3 separate regions of the Homo sapiens genome follow, and all the other regions are linked to region 2. A link is a loop called in an ENCODE intact Hi-C map of the cell type or tissue named here. Cell type or tissue: IMR-90. All regions are shown on one strand. Region 1 holds the start of LIPC-AS1 (LIPC antisense RNA 1). Region 2 overlaps LOC124903499 (a long non-coding RNA gene). Region 3 overlaps FAM81A (family with sequence similarity 81 member A).

Evidence for each region. A loop is a pair of places that touch in the nucleus more often than their neighbours do. Peaks named below come from ENCODE experiments on the same cell type or tissue, not always from the same donor. Only the 100,000 strongest peaks of a DNase experiment are listed, where the experiment ranks them.
Region 1: a loop joins it to region 2, with 8 times the contacts of the local background. A loop is called at or near these places in 3 of 110 quality-filtered maps.
Region 3: a loop joins it to region 2, with 8 times the contacts of the local background. A loop is called at or near these places in 18 of 110 quality-filtered maps.

Annotation. Positions count from the first base shown.
Region 1 is chr15:58,497,580-58,500,079 of GRCh38, forward strand. The region is part of intron 1 of LIPC (lipase C, hepatic type); the gene reads left to right. LIPC-AS1 (LIPC antisense RNA 1) reads right to left here and starts at 1,156. Exons shown (of 3, transcript NR_120338.1): 1 at 1,060-1,156. In IMR-90, no CTCF peak of the experiment used is centred here; DNase peaks (open chromatin) are centred at 1,362 and 1,812; H3K27ac peaks cover 1,782 bases.
Region 2 is chr15:58,226,336-58,228,835 of GRCh38, forward strand. All of the region lies in intron 1 of LOC124903499 (a long non-coding RNA gene), which reads left to right. Among named protein-coding and RNA genes, the nearest start is that of AQP9, 89 kb to the left of the region's middle. In IMR-90, a CTCF peak has its summit at 1,561 (motif pointing right); a DNase peak (open chromatin) is centred at 1,576; H3K27ac peaks cover 191 bases.
Region 3 is chr15:59,491,767-59,494,266 of GRCh38, forward strand. FAM81A (family with sequence similarity 81 member A) reads left to right here. Exons shown (of 9, transcript NM_152450.3): 4 at 505-623. Among named protein-coding and RNA genes, the nearest start is that of FAM81A, 55 kb to the left of the region's middle. RefSeq lists an enhancer at 1,363-1,412. In IMR-90, a CTCF peak has its summit at 1,298 (motif pointing left); a DNase peak (open chromatin) is centred at 1,285.

The sequences.
Region 1 (2,500 bases), 270 kb after region 2:
GCTCCGCCGCTCTTCCAAACCCTTCCTGTCTCTACTGGTACACCTCTCCAAAGCCCTCTGGATACCTCCCATGATATGCCTTTCCCAGGCTCCAGGTCAGCACAATGCTCTCCCCACTCTATTCCCCAAATGCATACCTGTCTCCATCGCAGACACCTTCACATGCCTGGCTGGCAGGAGCTCAGCCCTGCCCATCTGCCTGTCTTTGTTGTGCGACCACCTTCAGGGTCCTCCCTTGGGCTCAGCAGTGAGCTGACTTGCCATGGAGCCAATGGAGCTTAGGTGTCAAGATCCTTCACTTGCACAAGCCCCTTTCAACCTCCTCTCCCCCAACACACAATTATGTATTCATGATGTATTTTTTTTCTTAAAGAGGACCTCCAAATTATATCTAAGATTCAGGCTCTGTAGAACCTGGCTCTTTCCGGCCAAAATATGATCTTTACAGAGCTCAACATGCCTTGCACACACTAGGTGTTTAATAAGAGCTGAAGGATCAAAGAGAATGGATCCTGACCATGATTACAATTAATTAAGAAAGTGATTAACAGGAAAGGGAAGATTGGTGTTTCTCTCAGGCGAGCTTTCCTAATTCTTCCTCTACCATCAAACTGAAAAAAGCCAATAGTCTCCCCTATCTCAAATCCAGGATCCTCGGAAGGGTTTGTTAAGTCACAGCCAGCTGGACCCCACCTCGCAAGGATGTGGTTCAATAGGTCTAGAGCGGGACTTACAATCTGCATTTCTAACAAATTCCTGGTGATGTTGCCGCTGCTGGTCCGAGGCCCTCACTCTGAGAATCACTTTGAGCCCCTGCGTTATCAATAGGGGCCATATTGCCCCCAAGAGGGTGAAATTGTATCTTGAGGTGGGTGATGAAAAAAGTTTTTATTATAAAGCAGATATATATATATACACACACACATATATATACAGTACACAAACAGGGTGCAGTATATCCCTGGTGCTAAAACTTCACGGGTAGACAATTAGGGGGTAAAAATGTCTAGAAAGACTCTTTAGGGGGGCAATCATGATAAAACATTGAGAAACACTGACCTGGCCCAAGTGCCTACTTGGTGCTTACTCCCCAGCAGCTGAGCCAGAAGCCCTCACCTGCAGAGACCTGCAGCCCACACCATCTGATACTGTGGAAGAAGCATTAGACTGGGAGTCACAAAACCCAGGTTCAAATCCTAGCTCTGCAGTAACTTCAGGCCTTCCCAGCCACACCCACTTCAGCTTCTGTACTGAAAGAGACAAAGTTACAACCAAAACTGCCAGGGAAAGAATGCTGTGCGTGCTTGGAAGAGATACATGAGGGGGTTGTTTATACAAATAGGAGTGAGCAATACTCCACAGGGCATTGTTGAGTAGCAAAAGCAACACATTAAACCATCTCCCAAGGAGGCTGGGCCTGTCAACGGCCTTGCTTCGCTGAGCATGGAAAAGCACGTGTCAGGCAGAGCAGGATTACTCGGCACAAGAGAGGCCAGGCTGGGGTGGGAAGAATGGAGAGACAGTGCCTGCCAGTGACAGGCTGGGGCAGGGCGAGAACACCAGGGAACATGCACATCGATCCTGATTTGAGCAAGTGTTCTCAGAGGCAGCTCTATAAATTCCTTCACCACCCCTAAGAATTTTGTACTTTGTCGCCTGCCTCTAAACAATGCCTTTGGGGACAGCAGATTCTTTGGGGGTAGAGCCAAAAGAGGCTGAGTCTACTTTAATGTTATGCTGGCTCAAAAACAGACTCACACATAGTGGGAACCACCAGACTCCTGGGTTACAAGTCTTGTGTCTCTGTTAACTATGTGTCCAATCTCCCAGGCCCTAAACTAGGATTCTTTAGGAATGAGTATGTAACAGGAAAGGGAAGATCTGTGTTTCCCTGAAGCAGCTTTCATAATTCTTCTACCATCAACCTGAAAAGAACCAATAGTCTCCTCTATCTCTAAACCAGATTCCCATTTCTTCCTTAGAAACTATGTCCAGTCAGCCACCGAACCCTATAAGTTGATCCCAGTGGATCAACTCTTCCGCTCCGGTTTCTCTGAGCACCTAGGAACTGGTCCCTGTGTCTCTCCTGGGGGGATCCATTTCTTATCCAGGCCCCAGCTCTGCCTGTCCAGCCCAGGAGCCACCCGAAATGCTAAATCTGTCTTCTTGCTAAACAAGTTGGATTGTCATAACTGTATAGCCCTGGTCTAAGTGAGGTTGGATAACAGAAGTGGTCTAGGAAAACTGTGTCCTGGGGAGGAGGTAAAGTGATAAATAGGATGTGGTCACGGTGTCCTAGGCAGTAGCCCCTCACAATGCCAGTGGATGTCAGGATCACGAATCAGGGAGGTCTGTTTCGGTAGAAGACATGAGTTGGGGAGGTCTGATTTGGTACAAGAGATCCAGAACTTGTGTCCAGCTGGAGTAAGGAGAGTAAGGTATAGCAGAGACAGGACAAAGTAAATTGGACCTCAGAGACAGGGCACGGGGCAGAGTCTGA
Region 2 (2,500 bases):
TCTTGGAAAGGCCCACATTTGGCCGCTCCATTCTCCACTGACTGATCTATACTTCCTCAGGAATCAGCTCTGAGAGCCCCCTGGGGATGCTCTGCCAGCTGCAGCTCACCCTTCCCCACACTCAGCCACCCCTCCCCAAGGTCCCTCTGTGGAGGGAAAAAGGCTTTGCCTCTCCTAGAGGGAACATCACCAAGGCAGATGGAATAGCTCATAACAAGGTCCATGTGCAACCCCTCACCTTTGTGTGTGTGAACATAGGGCAGAGGTAGGAGGAGAGGGGAGGGATAAAGGAAGACAAGACTCTCCTTGCCCTAGAACCAGATATTTGCTAAATCTAGACCTGAAGGTAAAATTACTTTGCTCCTATCAGAGGACGTAGTTAGAGGGTGGGAAGAGGGGAGGGCCACCCTTCTTCTCCCCCCACACCCTTGCTTCTCCCATTTCCCTTAATTCTACCGGTTCCCTCTGTGACAACACTCCTGGGTGACAGGCTCTGGATCCCATCCCCACCCCAGAGAATCCCACACCCAGTCTAGGCCAGGTGCCTGTTCTACTCTGGTGCAGGCTGCTTTAGCCACTGTTGGGGAAGGGAAAAGCTGGGCGTGTGGAGAGTGAGGGTTGGGGGCTTGCAAGGGGTCCTGGCAAGTGAGAAGACCAGTGGGCTCAGAGGGAATTAGAATTCCGTGATATATTCCAAGGAAACTCAGGCCTAGGATCTAAATGGAGAATGGAATGCAGCCAGGGGCTGGGAAGTATGAACTGGAATCTTTGCCTTCAATTTGCACATGATAACAATGCCCCTGAGACTAACATCTGGATAACAGAGCACTTGTACACACAGCATCTTGTTTGACTCTTATACCCACCTGGTAACATATAATTATGATCTCAATTTTACAGACCAGGAAAGCTAGCCCTAGGGAAGTGAAATGACTTTCCCCAAAGAAGCAGCAATAAGTGGGCTTTGAGTCTTCTGATCCCAGAGTATGTTGATGATAAAATAACTCATGAACTTTAGCAATTATTTCAGAATTCTCATGCTGCGGAATTAACAAAATAAAAAGAAAATAAAGAATATATAAGAAAAAAAGATGTACCTATGTAAAAGCAACCCCACTTACATCCCCTAGTGTGAACTCCTAATCCTTGGGCCTAAAAATTGTGGAACTCGGTATGATAATGGACATGATGAATTGTGTCTGATTAATAAATTTCTTACAAGTTTTATTTATTATAACCTAAAAAAATCTATACACATGATATTTTCACACGTCATGTTCTTCATGGTATCTGCTTACAATAGTTGCATATTCTCTAAGGGACTGCAGTATTCAATTATTTTATTAGGTTCATAATACTTCACAAGATAAAGCATAAAGCAAATATAAAGAGATGGTTTTTGCTCCAAATTGATGCTGAATTCTAAATAAGGACGATAGTATGTGACAAATTAATATCTTTATAATTTGGCTTGTAAGATACAATTCCCAAAAGTGAGGCTCTTACCACACACAAAAATATGGAGACGGGAGGGAGGAACCCGACTTAATTTAGGTACACTGCCACCAGGTGGAGGCAGAGTGCCACGGACTGTGAAGTCCAAAACAATAGGTGGAGGATTTGTTAAAATTACAGACTGTAGCTCTGGGTTCAAACCCTACAGACTTGTAATCACAAACGTTTCCATTTTTTATGTATTAGAAACATTTACTGGAAAATAAAATTCAAGCTAGCGATATACAAACATTTAAAATAGCTCTTTAGAAGGACTTTACAAACTAAAACTATAGTTATACATCTTTCCCTTCAATCTCTTAAGGTTCTTTTTCTCACAAACACCTTCAAAGAAGGTGACTATTGATCCCTCCTAATGTTGTTTTAGTGTGAAACCCCTAAGATATCTGGAATGGGTTTGGTGAAAACTTCCAAAGCTCCATTTCAAGCTCTGACCTCTTAGTCTCTCCTTCTCTCAGCCAGTATAAGAAATAGCGGTGAAGGGAATTGGAAGGATAGTGGTGGTGAAGGCTATGGAGGGAGACCGACTGTCCCAGTTTACCCAACACTGCCCCAGTGTTAGCACTGAAAGTCCCACACCCAGGGGCACCCCTACTCCCAAGCAGACCAAAAGAAAAATATAGGCTTTCATTTCAGACTTGCTGCTCTAAGACCTTCATCTCTTCCCAATAGAAAAAAGCCAAATACTCCCCTATCTGATGAACCCCTCGAATCTCATGTATAAAAACCCTCCTTCGGTGTGAGTCTTTGCTGTGAGGTTAAGATTGTGCTTTGTATTTTAGGTGGAGGCAGGTATGATGTGTAGTAGATACACAAATGTATAGAGGCTGGTGAAGTTGCAGCGGGGAGCAGGTAGACCAGCTGTTTCAGGTAAACAGACAGGTCCTCAAGGAAGTCCCTCAGTTTATCATGCCAACCTCTTTGGACACCTTGAGGCCTCTGATGAGGCTGCTGGTGGCAGGGAAGCAGGAGAGAATCTGCTCCA
Region 3 (2,500 bases), 1.3 Mb after region 2:
AAACCCCATCTCTACTAACACAAACTCCGTCTCTATTAAAAATGCAAAACTTAGCCAGGTGTGATGGCACATGCCTGTAATCCCAGCTGCTCGGGAAGCTGAGGCAGGAGAATTGCTTGAACCTGGGAGGCAGAAGTTGCAGTGAGCTGAGATTGTGCCACTGCACTCCAGCCTGGGCAACAGAGCAAGACTCCATCTCAAAAAAAAAAGAAAAAAGAAAAAAGAAAAAGAAAGTGGCTTCATTACTAAGGAAGAAATACTAAAACCAAAGGAACTTAGTTTTTAATGGTAAATAAAGGGACTTGCTCTGGGAGGAGCCTCTAAGGTCTCTCTCTGTCTAGGCCCCCTAGTTCTCTGTTTAAGTGTGCCTTAGGTGACTGTTGAAAAGGAGTCTCTTATGAAAGACTGAGTTAAACATTCTTATTTTTGCCAAAAGTATAAAATGCTTTTGTGGAAGCACGTGAATTCTTAGATGACTCCCTTAGTGTTTTTTATGTTGCCCAGGTACTCCAGGAGCAGATTCGTGCCCGGGACAACATTAGCTATGGAACTAATTCTGCCTTAAAGACCCTGGAGATGCGCCAGCTCTCCGGTTTGGGAGATCTTCGAGGAAGAGTGGCAAGGTAGGTGTTCAAATGTTGGGGTCTCTGCTCATCAAAAACCATTTTCTATAAACTCCATTATAGTGGGGAATATATTAATGAAGCCCCAAAGCAAATGGCTTGCATTCCTTTAGTACATTCCCTCCCTGCTTTGGCCATAAAATCCAGTGGTAGGAGTTAAACCTGGTTGTGAGGGTGCCATGGGTTTCTTTTGTTACGCAATTGGTGTTGTCTTCCTGGGAAGAAATGATGGGAGAACTCACTCAGCTGACCTTGTAATTTGATAGGGTAAATACTAAGTTTATCGAATCCGAAAATATAAAGTTGAGATAGTTTGTATGTCATTTTGGAAATTTAATTTTTCCTGTTATTCATTTTTATTTTATTTTCGGAAAGTATTGGTCTGGGAAAGATTGGAAACTTAGAAAAAAGATCTTTCTTCTCAGTATGAAAAGTGCTATTTTCTCAAAGTGTGCTGCATGGACCAGCAGCCTCAACAGCACCTGGGACCTTGTTAGAAATGTACTGTCTCCAGCCCACCCTGCAACTACTGAGTTAGAATCTGCATTTTAACAAGATCCCTGAATTCATATGCATGGGAAAGTCCGGGAAGCACTGTACCAGGACTGTGTCTAGGGCTATTTTTATCTGGCTGGGACAAATTTGTCCGAAGTATTTATGGGCCTCTTCTGCCCTCTGCTGGGCCTAAGAGCCAAGCACATTAATGCATATCAGCACCGGAGCTGAGGAGCAAATGGCACTTCCCGTCAGCCTGAGGTGGCAATGAGGGTGGTCTGCATGGAGTCGGGTGGAAGAAAGAACAAGGACCTCCTGCATGCAAGGCCTCTGGAGCAGGGAGGAGTAGTATTAGGGTGTCTTTGTGCAGACAACGTGTCGAGGGCCTTGAATGCTGGACATGTGTGTTTGAGTCTGCTGGGTAAAGATCTGTCTATAATAGCAGAGGGCTGCATGGATTGGATGGGGAACAGGTTGATCACTCTCCTTCTGTGATTTTCTGTCCTCATCAGGATGAACTCCAGTCTCCTTAGTGTGATCCTTGGTGATGACACCCTGTTGACTCCCTCTTCTCTCTCTACCCTTGCACTGTACCTTTCAGCAGTGATCAACTTTTTTGTTAGTCCCTGAATAAACCATGCTCTTCTATTGCTCCACCTTTGTACATGCTGTTCTCGTACCTAGCATGCCTTTCCTCCTCCTTTTCTTTTCTTTTTATTTTTGAGACAATTCTCACTCTGTCTGCCAGGCTGGAGAGCGGTGGCACAATCTCGGCTCACTGCAACCTCCGCCTCCTGGATTCAAGCGATTCTCCTGCCTCAGCCTCCCGAGTAGCTGAGACTACAGGCACTCGCCACCACGGCCAGCTAAGTTTTGTATTTTTAGTAGAGATGAGGTTTTACCATGTTGGCCAGGCTGGCTTCTAACTCCTGACCTCAGGTGATCCGCCCACCTCGGCCTCCAAGAGTGCTGGGATTACAGGTGTGAGCCACCGCGCCCGGCCTCCTCCTTCTTTTCTAACTTCTTTTCAGTCTTTAAAGTTCAGCTGAAGTGTCACCCCCTCTGGGAGTCTTCCCTGACACCCCCACTCCATAGAGCTCTCCTAGCACTCACTGCTCTATTGAGTCTCTCCAATGTCTTCCTCACTCTGCTACCTTTACTATGTTGAAGGGGGATTCCAGATATGTTACCTGTCTATAGCTAAGTGCCTGGAACGGTCTCTGGAAAACAGTAGATACTCAACATTCATCATCAATTTGGATGAAGAAATGACCTGGAAACTCACTATAATAGGACTGGAAAACCTTGACTCCTTGTTTATGCATTTCGGCTTAAAAGAAATCCCAGCTCTGTGATACCTCTCAGAACAGCAGGGAGTTAGA